Regions from separate parts of the Homo sapiens genome. Here region 1 is linked to region 2. Evidence: chromatin loops called from intact Hi-C (ENCODE). Cell type or tissue: MCF 10A. All regions are shown on one strand. Links, peaks and the distances in the headings refer to the core of each region. The heading gives the core; the rest is flanking DNA.

The links. Peaks named below come from ENCODE experiments on the same cell type or tissue, not always from the same donor. Only the 100,000 strongest peaks of a DNase experiment are listed, where the experiment ranks them.
Region 1: a loop joins it to region 2, with 6 times the contacts of the local background. A loop is called at or near these places in 7 of 110 quality-filtered maps.

Annotation. Positions count from the first base shown.
Region 1 is chr20:21,716,491-21,722,059 of GRCh38, reverse strand. PAX1 (paired box 1) reads right to left here. Exons shown (of 5, transcript NM_001257096.2): 5 at 3,579-5,569. Among named protein-coding and RNA genes, the nearest start is that of PAX1, 14 kb to the right of the region's middle. In MCF 10A, for the core only: CTCF peaks have their summits at 2,054 and 2,254 (motif pointing left); a DNase peak (open chromatin) is centred at 2,239.
Region 2 is chr20:22,681,691-22,687,259 of GRCh38, reverse strand. It overlaps LINC01747 (long intergenic non-protein coding RNA 1747), which reads left to right and starts at 1,916. Exons shown (of 3, transcript NR_146527.1): 1 at 1,916-2,144; 2 at 2,356-2,515. LOC124904963 (a long non-coding RNA gene) reads right to left here and starts at 1,827. Exons shown (of 2, transcript XR_007067729.1): 1 at 1,373-1,827. RefSeq lists an enhancer at 1,566-2,765. In MCF 10A, for the core only: CTCF peaks have their summits at 1,935 and 3,090 (motif pointing right); DNase peaks (open chromatin) are centred at 989 and 3,069.

The DNA of each region.
Region 1 (5,569 bases), core at 373-5,372, 970 kb after region 2:
GCTCTGGATCATCAATGAATCTAATATATAGCCAAGGCCAGGTGCGGTGGCTCATGCCTGTAATCCTAACACTTTGGGAGGCTGAGGTCAAGGTGGGAGGATGGCTTGAGCCCAGGAGTTCAAAACCAGCCTGGGCAACATAGCAAGACTGCATCTCTACAAAAAATTAAAAATTAAAAAATTAGCCAGGTGTGGTGGTGCATGGCTGTAGTTGTAGCTACTCAGGAGGTTGAGGTGGGAGGATCACCTGAGTCTAGAAGTTCAAGGCTGCAGTGAACTATGATCAAACCATTATACTCCAGCCTGGGTGACAGAGTGAGACCCTATCTCAAGAAACAATTTTTTAAAAAATTTTATATATATATATATATATAACATATATATTATATGTGTATTACATATATGTAATACATATATGTTATATATGTAATACATATATGTAATACATATATGTTATATATGTAATACATATATGTAATACATATATAATATACATTACATATATAATATATGTATTACATACATATTATATACATTACATATATAATATACATTACATATATATTATATATGTATTACATATATATTATATACATTACATATATATACATTACATATATATTATATATGTATTACATATATAATATATATGTATATATATGTATTATATACATATATATATACATATATACATATATATATACATACATATATATACATATATATGTATTATATACATATATAATATATATGTATTACATATATATTATATACATTACATATATTATATACATTACATATATAATATACATTACATATATATATTACATATATATTATATATATATATGTAATAGCCAATGTGGTCTACAAGGTTAAAACACGATTTAATTCACCATAAAACGTTGATGTACAAAGAAAAAGAAGAAAACAGCAACAATAATAACACTAATAAAAGCTGACTGTGACCCAAAGCAAGTCCCTACTCTTTATGTATATTATTACATTTAGTTCTCACAGCAGCCCAGGGAGAGAGGTATAATTTCCATTAAACGGATGAGGAAACTAAGGCTGAAAGGTTTTGCCTAAATTTACCCAAAGCAACACAACTGGTAAGTGGTAAAACTGAGACTTTGAACCAGATAGCTCTGCCAACTTTTAGCTACACATCCCCTATCCTTTCCTAAACTGCTTCCTGCATAAAGATGTTCCACAGCTGGTATTCTGAGTTAAATATGTGCAAACGACCACATTACAGATGGTAAGAGAGGCTCCTTTTTTTAAATCTAAGAAATAAATTATCGTTGCCTCACCCATGGTAATCTTTCTGGATTTTATCCTAAAATAAATAGAGAGTGAGAAGATAATCATTTTCCTTGCTGTTTGTTGCCTCTGTAATACGTTGGTCCTTACAGAGAAATATTGTATTGTCACTTTAAATGATTAAAACTTTCAAAAAGATCACTAAATATAGATAAGTTGCTTAAAATGAGAGACAAACTCAAATGAACCAAAAAAATTAAAATTTCACAAATATAAATGAAATTGATTTTATTTCCCAAAAATATCAGTTTAGATTAGGTTGGTTTTTTGTTTTTTGTTTTTTGTTTTTGAGACAGAGTCGTACTCTGTCACCCAGGCTGGAGTGCAGTGGTGCAATCACAGCTCACTGCAGCCTCCCTCTCCTGGGCTCAAGGAATCCTCTTGCCTCAACCTCCCAAGTAGCTGGAACTATGGGCATGCACACCACATCCAGCTAATTTTTTTTTTTTTTTTTTTTTTTTTTTTGATAGCGATGGGGTCTCGCTAGGTCACCCAGGATGGTCTCAAACTCCTGGGCTCAAGCAATCCTTCCTCCTCAACCTCCCAAAGTGCTGGGATTACAGGTGTGAGCCACTGTGCCTGGCTAGTTGCTTTTAAAATTCACATATGTTTATTTTAAACTCAAAGACTTCAATCTATGTATATATTAGAGTCAAAGTTGGAAGTGAAACTTATTTTCAAGGTGCTATTGATGTCTAAGCTAACTTGTTTGCTAAGTCATGTGTTGATGAGCCTAGAAAGTCCATTTTTTACCACATGTGCGAGCATCTGGCTAACAATAATAATAATAACAACAACAACAGCAAGAGCCCTTCTCTTCTAAGTAGACCTTCACAACAGGAAAGTCGCCACTTTAACAAAACGACAAATCTTTTACATTGTATTATTTATCTTCATGCTTGTCTTCATCTCCTGGAACAATATGTGCTCCCCCTGGTGGCCAGAATAATACTTTCAGCTTCCCGGTTCAAGCTAATCATATTACAACTTGTTTGCCAGAGAAGCATTTTATTTTTTATGTTTCACAAGTTTCAGGCTCCAATTCAATTTTTTAAGAAGTCAATTTCTTTCCATTCATTTAAATATCTTGCTTACTTTTCATCCAAGAGATTGTTGTTAAATCAAAACCATCTAGTAATTTTTGTTTTGCTGTTTGTTGTTTGGGGTAAAATAAAATCTTACAAAGCTAAAACCACATCCGCAAATGACTGGAAGAAACTCTGAAAGTTAAAATTGTGAGGTCTATATAAGAAATGACACTGCAGATAATCCATCAAGTCAATATATTTCACCAGAGAAAAAGGAAATAAGACGTTACAGGATGGAAATGTAATTTAATAGCTGAATGAATACTTATCTGCCTATTTCATCCTTAAGAAGAAAAAGAAAAGTGAAGGCAACCCAGGTGGTTACATTATAATGAAGTTGAAATTCTGCCACCCATGAAAACTGCAATTGGGATTCCACTTTTGGATTTGGCCAGCCAGAAACAGATGTGTGTTCCAACAAGAATCACAGGCTGCATCTCCTGGACAAGAGCTCTTTAGAGTGCAGCAGGAGTTTCAACTGGTTTCAACTCCAAAGAAAGGACTAGACTAAACTGAGTATAATTGTTCCAAGTGTTTAGAATTCCCAAGTTGGACTGGGGCTAAATGTGTGGTTCTCATTTTATGGCCTTGAAAAAGAAGACAGTGTGATTCTTCCTTGTTCTGTTAAAAAAAAAAAAAAAAAAAAAACGAAAAAAAAATTTAAGGTTGAGATACAAACGTTTGGCTAGAAATATCTCAACCATAGGACATTTCTTCAGTGAGTAAGGCTATGGTTCAGACAGCAAGGTCAAGGTGAAAACCAAATACCACTTTGTGCATAAATCTTGCCCATTAAAAGAAGGGATTCAAATGTTTCTTATTATATAGCCTGTCTGGATGCACAGTCCTTTCAACTGAGTTCCTCAGGCACATTCTAGCAAGATTCTAAATTCATATCATCCAGCATTACATGGGGCAGGTAGAGTTTCTTTTGAAAAGAAACCCAGGCCAATGTAATCCTAGCTAGGGAAGCTGATGCCAGGAAATCTACAGTGTGCTTTACCGAAACCACAGTTCAATTAAATAAATTCCATCCTTCTTACCAGAAACACACAAATGGCAGAAATACTGTTGTCAGTGAGTGGGGTTCACTCGTCAGGAGGTTAATTCCACGTGGATTTTAGTAAATTGAATTTGGGATAGGTTTAAAAAAATGCTTGTGCCAGTATTGAAAATCTAAACTTTATTTGTAGCCAGTATTTCTTCACACAAGGTTTTCCCGCACCCCTCTGCCTCCATGTCTCTTTCCTGGCCCAGAGAGACTGACTCCCTCCAAAGGAGAGGAAGCCTTCCCCTCACACCTTCAAATGCCCTTCAGTGATCTGTAGAACAACTCGGGGCATATTCAAGAAGGGCAAAACTTCATGCCTCTTGCCCCTCAATCCTCCTTTCCTTTGGTTTGTTTTCCTTACTTCTTGCCAAAAAACAGCTACCTTTGGCAGGGAAGTTATTACAATCCATTGCAAGTACTTCCTCCAATAATGAACACAACAAAATCCTGTCTTTATTCATTTAAAGCACGAAGCTGGCCCTCTTTACAAATACCCTGTTTTTAATAAATCCTCGGTAATAGACATCCATTCACGAGAATAAAGTGGGTACATTGGAGCTGAAGCTGGTGGTACGCAAAGAGCAGATCTTCAGCTCATGTCTGTGTGTGCACAGCACAACTCATTAGTGTGCACTTTCAAATAACACATAGACAGAAACATATTTTCCCGCATGCATGTTTTTCCTGGAAAGATTCACAAAAGACTATAACAGCATTCACCTTTAAGAACAAAAATGAGAGCAGGAAGAACTTCCACTTTTCATTTTAATGTTTCTGTACTGCTTGAGTTTTTTAGTGATACGCATATATTATTTCTATTCTTTCAAAAAATCAGAGGGCTATCTGATTATGTCTTTATTTTCTTTGGGTTACATCTCTATATTTTTCTAAAAAAAACTTATTCTTAAATTAAAAAAATGAAAGGCAAAGACAAACTGCGTTTAGGGAGTGATTGTTTCTCAAATTATTCTACCTGACGTGGTGCTGCATAATTTTATTATGAGCTCTCAGTTCCTCCACAGATCCATACGAACAAAGAGCAAAAGTGCAATATTCCAATGGGATCTTTTGGAAAATATTTAAATTCTGGGTCTCCCACCAACCTTACAAGTGATTCCTCTAACTTTTGTTAACAGATAAGCAAAATTGTCTCCAGAGAGGTGAGGCCACACCAGTGGCAGTCTTCCTACAGGCCAGGTCACCGTGCGCGTTACTGCATTGAAGGCTACATTTCACAGACAGGTTCCAAGAGGTCCCAGTCCCCTGACACATACAGTGGAGCAGAGATTTAAGCCAAGTTCACTAAGATGTTCCGTGACCCCCAGCCGCGAGAGAGGGGGTATGTCCCTCCACACCCCACATGAAATGTCAGAGCCTGCTGGCTCTGGGACGAAGGCTGCCTATCCTCAGTGAATGCTCGCCCCAGAGCCAGGGAACTCAAAGACCCGCCTCCAGCCACAGGATACAGGGAACAAGAGGCAGATTTGAAAAATGCCTCCCTTTGCAGGTGGCACTTAAAACACAGGTGCTTTGCATCCACCCTGGGGCGCATTTCCCAGCTCTTCTCCCCCATAACCCTGATCAGCTCAAACACAGAAGTGGGCCATAGCAGGGAAATGGGGATGGTGACAACTCAAAGGTAGAAGTTGTCATATAGATTCTTCTCATTCCTTCAGAAAGGGATGTGATGTCTTCCTCCTGGCCTGAGCAAGCCAGTCCTTCTCCAGGCAGCACAAATGGGTGCATGAAAATTCTGTCCAGGATGTCACCACTGAGCATGCAATGCTCATCTAAGCACAAGGAGACAGGCTGAGAGGATGGGGGACTTGGGAACATGCTTCTCTGTCATACTTTTTTCCTATTATCAGTATGACAAGCTCTTCTACAGGATATGCTGCCATGGAAGGCTGAGGACTTCAGTCTCAAAGTCCAAGTCTCAATCCTGCCTCTCTGATGAGATAGTGTCACCCAGTTTCCAAGCACAAGCCCTCTAATTCATACCTTGCTATGTGGTCTAAAGAAAATAAATCAAATCCCTAGCCATCACTAACACTGTCTACAAAGTGAAACTTTAAAAAAAAAAAAAAAAAAAGACAAGAGACTTTGAA
Region 2 (5,569 bases), core at 423-5,422:
GAAAGTAAAGTAAATTGCAGTGAGGGTGGGGTGAGTGGGTGCATTAGCTATGATTTTCAATGAGAGCCTCTGATAAAGTAACATTTGCTTTTTGTTCCCATGTTACCTGAGAGGGCAACAGAAAGTTTGAGGGATGAGAAAGTGGCAGCCACATGGAGCTCCAGGGAAGGAATATTTAAAGCAGAAGGAAAGCAAGTGCCAAGGCCCTGGGGTAAGAAAGAGGTGGGAGTCTTAGAACATGAAGGACGTGTGGCCGGGCGTGGTGACTCACACCTGTAATCCAGCACTTTGGGAGGCCAAGGCGGGTGTATCACGAGGTCAGGAGATCGAGACCACAGTGAAACCCCATCTCTACTAAAAATACAAAAAATTAGCCAGGCACAGTGGTGGGCGCCTGTAGTCCCAGCTACTCAAGAGGCTGAGGCAGGAGAATGACGTGAACCTGGGAGGTGGAGCTTGCAGTGAACCGAGATGGCACCACTGCACTCCAGCCTGGGCGACAGAGTGAGACTCTGTCTCAAAAAAAAAAAAAAAAGAACATCAAGAAGGATGCCAGGGAGTGGGACGCCTCATGCAGGAGGGAAAGGGATATGAAATATGTTTGAAGGAGTAGGCAAGATGTCCAAAATCCCGGAAACTACACTAGGTATTTCAAGCAGAGAGAACTTAATATGGGGGTTTGTGGCACAGGTGAATGAAGAGTTGAGGAGTCAAACAAGAAGTAGAGACAAAATCCAGATATGAGCAACACCAGGAAACTGATCTCACCCCTAGGCCAGGGGGGCAAAAGGAGAATGCATGTGGGGCTCTCTGAGCCCAAGGTCTCTGTGCCCTCCCAGCCAGGCACAATGGGAGCACAGAGAGAGACTGCCTTGTGCTGGAGCTAAAATCATGGATGAAGCCATGAGAAACAGGAAGAAGAGGCTGGCACATCCAGGCTTCTCTCCTCCTCCCAGCAGCCAATCTCCGGCCAGTGCCTCCCATTGGCTGAATCTACCAGGAAGCGAGAGCGCAAGGCCTCCCGGGAAATGTAGTTCCCTTCGCTGCAGCGCATGGGCACAGCTGGGGAGTGGTACCCTATGTGCCATTTAGATGTCATTTCTGCTGTATTCCCCGCAGTTAGCCCTCTGTGCAATGGTCAGATTAGGTGCTTAAGAAACCTTTGCTGAATTATCAACTACTCATGAAACGAGAAAAATCCAAACAAGTGATGCTAAGGACTTTAGTCCTATTACCCCAAATCCATATAAAGTTCTTCATCCTCAGCAAGACTACCTGATTGTATGCAGTTCACCTGATTAATCAAAGTGTGCTTATATCGCTGATGATGGAGAGCTGTAAGCTTCTCCACAGCATTTTCTCAGCCACTTACGTATAGATGGTATTCACATTTAGTCTTGCATGTCTAAAAGCTGGACGAAGTCCCCCACAGCAATAGGACAAGGTATGCCACAGGTGCCCTCCAATCCAGCTGGTGAAGTCAAAACTAACTTCCTGCAAAAGAGAATCAGTCCACACTGCGATGATAAACTGGTCCAGGACCGGCTGGTTATCACACGGAGTTTGGAATCCATTAATACTGAATGTTCTTATATTCCCTCTTCCCGTCCTTCTTCCAGACATTGCCCTCCATCTCTCTGATGGTTCATATGTGGTAGCCAGCGTGTACAGGATATGGCTTCATTTCCTGCTGTGATCTCCTCTGCGATTTCAAAAAGGTTAATTCGTTACTTGGTAGAAAATGTGAAATTCAACAAAAATATTGCCTTTCTTACTAAGCAAACTAAGCCTGGTCTAGCTGGGGATGTGATGTAACAATTCTCTTGGTGGTCTGCCCTCAAACCGTCAGGTTTCCATAGCCCTAACAATGTGGCCGTGGATCATGGGGGAGCTAGCATTGCCTCCAGGGTGATGTCACAATTCCCAAATCCTTGCACTAGGTGGGGCCAGCCTCCTGTTGTGTAGACTCATCAACTATACCAGTCCTCTGTTCCTGGTCTCTGGAGCTTCAATTTGGGAAAGTGACCCATTAGCTTCTGAGGACCAGGGTGAGAGAGGGCAAACTTGAATGCCCTTCACAATGGAGAGATGTGTGCAGACCGGACAGACATCAGTTCCTTTATCAGTGCACAGGTAGCTGCAATGTAAGTGGCTAGTGTGCAGGAACAGCCAGGGAGCTGAAGGATAAACACTTTGGCTTCATTCTCCTGGAGGGGACAGTTCTGAGTCCTCATGCCCCCGCCCCCCTCCTTCAGAGACCACACCTCGGCTGCTCACAGCAATGGCTGCCCATCAACTCACCCTTCAATGCTTCCACCCCCACACTTCCGGTCCCTCTTCCTCACTCTCTTACAGATGCTTCCTGGAATCCTCTCTCAAATAAACTGCTTGCCTCCAAATCCTTGTCTCAGGCCTGCATGTGGAGAGATAAAACCCAGACAAAGAGGCAGACATGAGCAGATGAGCTCCCCCGAACAGGAGACAAGTGGGCTGAGAGGTGAAGGAAGAGGATGAGGTAAGAGAGTGGGGATGGGGAGAGCGGTCTAGGCAGGAATGCACATGCAAGGGTTCTGAGCACGCACAGCCTCGTGGAATCCCCAGGCCTGCCCGGTTCCATTTGGAAGGAGGACACCTCAGGGTTTCCAGTGCTGTGTGGCGCTGTTGGCATTTGAGGCTCACTCTTTGCCGTGGGGGGGCTGCCCTATCACTGTAGAGTGGTAAGAAGCATTCCTGGCCTCTACCCACTAGACACCAGAAAGATCCCCCAGTTGTGACAACCAGAAATGTCCCCAGACACTGTAAAATGTCCTCTGAGGGGCAATGTTGCTTCCTGTGGAACTGGGGTACAGGGCTCTGAAAAGATGAGGAGGGAGAGGTGGCCACTGCCAGTGTCCCCCTTCCTTTGCACATCCATGGACACGTCCCTTGCCAGGTCCTCCTTAAGGCCGACGTCTGGCCAGGCTGCCTGTCCCTTGGCCTGCTGAGATTGGCCGAGATGGGAGGGCTTGTTGGCTCAGTTGCTTTTCAGAGGCCCGACCGGTGGACATTCTTGCCTTTGACCACTAGATGGACCCATTGCAATGCTGTACACAGGAGAAGAGGGGTAGCCAGAAAGGTTCCAGTTTTACCCAGATGGAGAATTTGGTGTTTGAGGCATTTTCTAGTTGAATTCCCCTGACCCCTTCTATCCCTGGAACCCAAAATGTTGTATTGCTCCCAAGTGTGTTCATGAGTGCCGCTGCGTGGAGAGGCAGCCAGGGCTTGGCCGTGAGCTCCTGCAAGCTCACCTTGGGCAGATGTGAGTTCCAGCACCATCGCTTCTTCCCTGTCTGTAAAGTCGGGGTAAACAAAATGCTTATTTCACAGGGCAGCCACGAACGCTCAATGAGACATGACAAGTCAAGTGTGGAGCCCAGGCCCTTCACCCAGAGGAGCTCAAAAAATATTAGCAGCCGTTACCATTGGAGCCTCTGCCTCCTAAACCTGCCTCAATATCTATGGAGGGTGGGAGCAGAGTCACTTTTCCTCACTGGACCTCAGTTTACTCCTCAGAAAGACAGCAGTGATGATGCCCTCTCAAGATATCCTCTAACTCCAGAATCCCTGTCTCTATTGATCGTGTAGGATGAGGCAGTCCAAGTTAAAACAAACACTTTGTTCTTAGTATCTCATTTCATTTTCATAAAAGCCTTAGAGGACACACGCTTTTCTTATCCTCATCTTACATAAAGGTAAACCAAGGCACAGAGGGCTCAAAAGGTGAGGAGGGATTCAAACCTGGCTGTCTAGACCCATTGCCCACATGGCTAACCACCCCATAACCTGCAAGGAAAAATGATCGTTGTCATTCCTTCTGCAAAAGAAGGATGGCTGCTTGTTTCACAAAGGTTAAAGTTATTTAGCAAGGGGAGCTCAAAGGGCTTTGACTGCATTGCAGCCTGGGAGTCAGAGCAGGAATGGAAAACAACCATGAGCCGGCATTGTGTCCGGACCCTTCCAGGGGTTCCTTGAAAGGGGCTATTTTCCTTTTATTCCTATGCAGGGGTTGGCAAACTTTTTCTGTAAAAGGCCAGAGAATAAATAGTTTAGGCTCTGCAGGCCATATGGTCTCTGTCATAACTACTCAACTCTGTCATTGTAGCACAAAAGCAGTAATGGACAAAATGAAAACAAATGGGAGTGGCTGTGTACCAATAAACCTTTATTTATTAAAGGCAGGCAGTGGCCTAGATTTGGCCTCCTGGCCACAGTTTGCCAGTCCCTGAATTAATGCAGCACTTTACCCCAAACTTGTACTGAAGTTTTAGTTGCGCCTCATCTGGCCAAAAGCATTGCCCACTAAACGTGGACTGTGTCCCCAGTGTGGGATTCCTAAGTGGCCAAAGACGAAAAGCATTTGGTTTTTATTGATAAGGTGTTTCTAAGTGGAATATGTCAGAATGTGTCAGGCTCTAATGAGTGTCTGGGAAACAGAGCCTAGGCAGGCACACGGGGAATGTGCTGGCTTTTTACCTCTGGGTCTGTCCCAGAGAGCCTGCAGGCAGTCCACACAGGGGACACGGTTTCTCTGCCCAACTCTGAAAGTACACGACATGAAACATGTGAATGATACTTTCTCACATCACACTAAGTCAACCTGCAGAAGCTTGCACTGCATGTGCTGGTGCATGCCCGGGGAGGCAGCTGCTGGCTGGGACCGACTTTGCCCTGTGCAGAGATGGGAAGGTCTGTCTAGAGTGCCTGCATAGCTGCTTCTGGTGCCCCACACGGTCCCTGTCTATTTACTGCTAGGGAAGAATCCTGGTTCTGCTTCTGTGACAAGTTGTATGAATTGCCCCAATCCAGCCAATTGCAGTGTTAAGACTCAGCAGTGGGTAGCCACAGGTGGATTCTCTCTTGTAATTCTACATGGGTCCTCACCAAACCTGAGAAAGTATCAACTGCTTGTAAGGAAAAAGACATCAGGGAATTATCAACATATCTCATAAACCTGTACAACTCCAGGAAGAATCACCTAGTGAATGTAGCTCTTAACCAAGAGCAACATACAACTTTGCACACTTATTAAACCCTATAAAACCAACAAATTCAAATTATCAGCATTAGTTTAACATGATAGATGGCGTTTTGGGTGAAACTAAATTGTCCATGTTGAATAGTAGAAAGATGTCTTGGCTGCATGCTTTCCTGATGGACCAGCTTTGGTGACATCATCATCATCATTTTCAGTAATTTTCCTGAAAATAGTGAACTCATTTTAACTACAGTTTCATTATGTTGATGGAGAAATCACTTCTAATTGTGCATTACAGAACAGAGTACTCCAGAAAGCAAAAGACTACCAGAGAATGATAAAAATTTTCTTTCATATTCTCTGTGTTGCAAGAGGCCAGTTGCAAGGTGGCACATATACAGCCTGAGAAAGCTATTGGCTCAGAAAAAGGGTAGTATCTTAGCTGCTGCCAGCCACTTGGGAATTGATGAGCCAGTGAGATTCAGTTCTTGCTGCTTCCCTCTTGTTGATGCATTATAAGACTTCCCACATAGGCAGCTCCTGGCCAACTTGGTG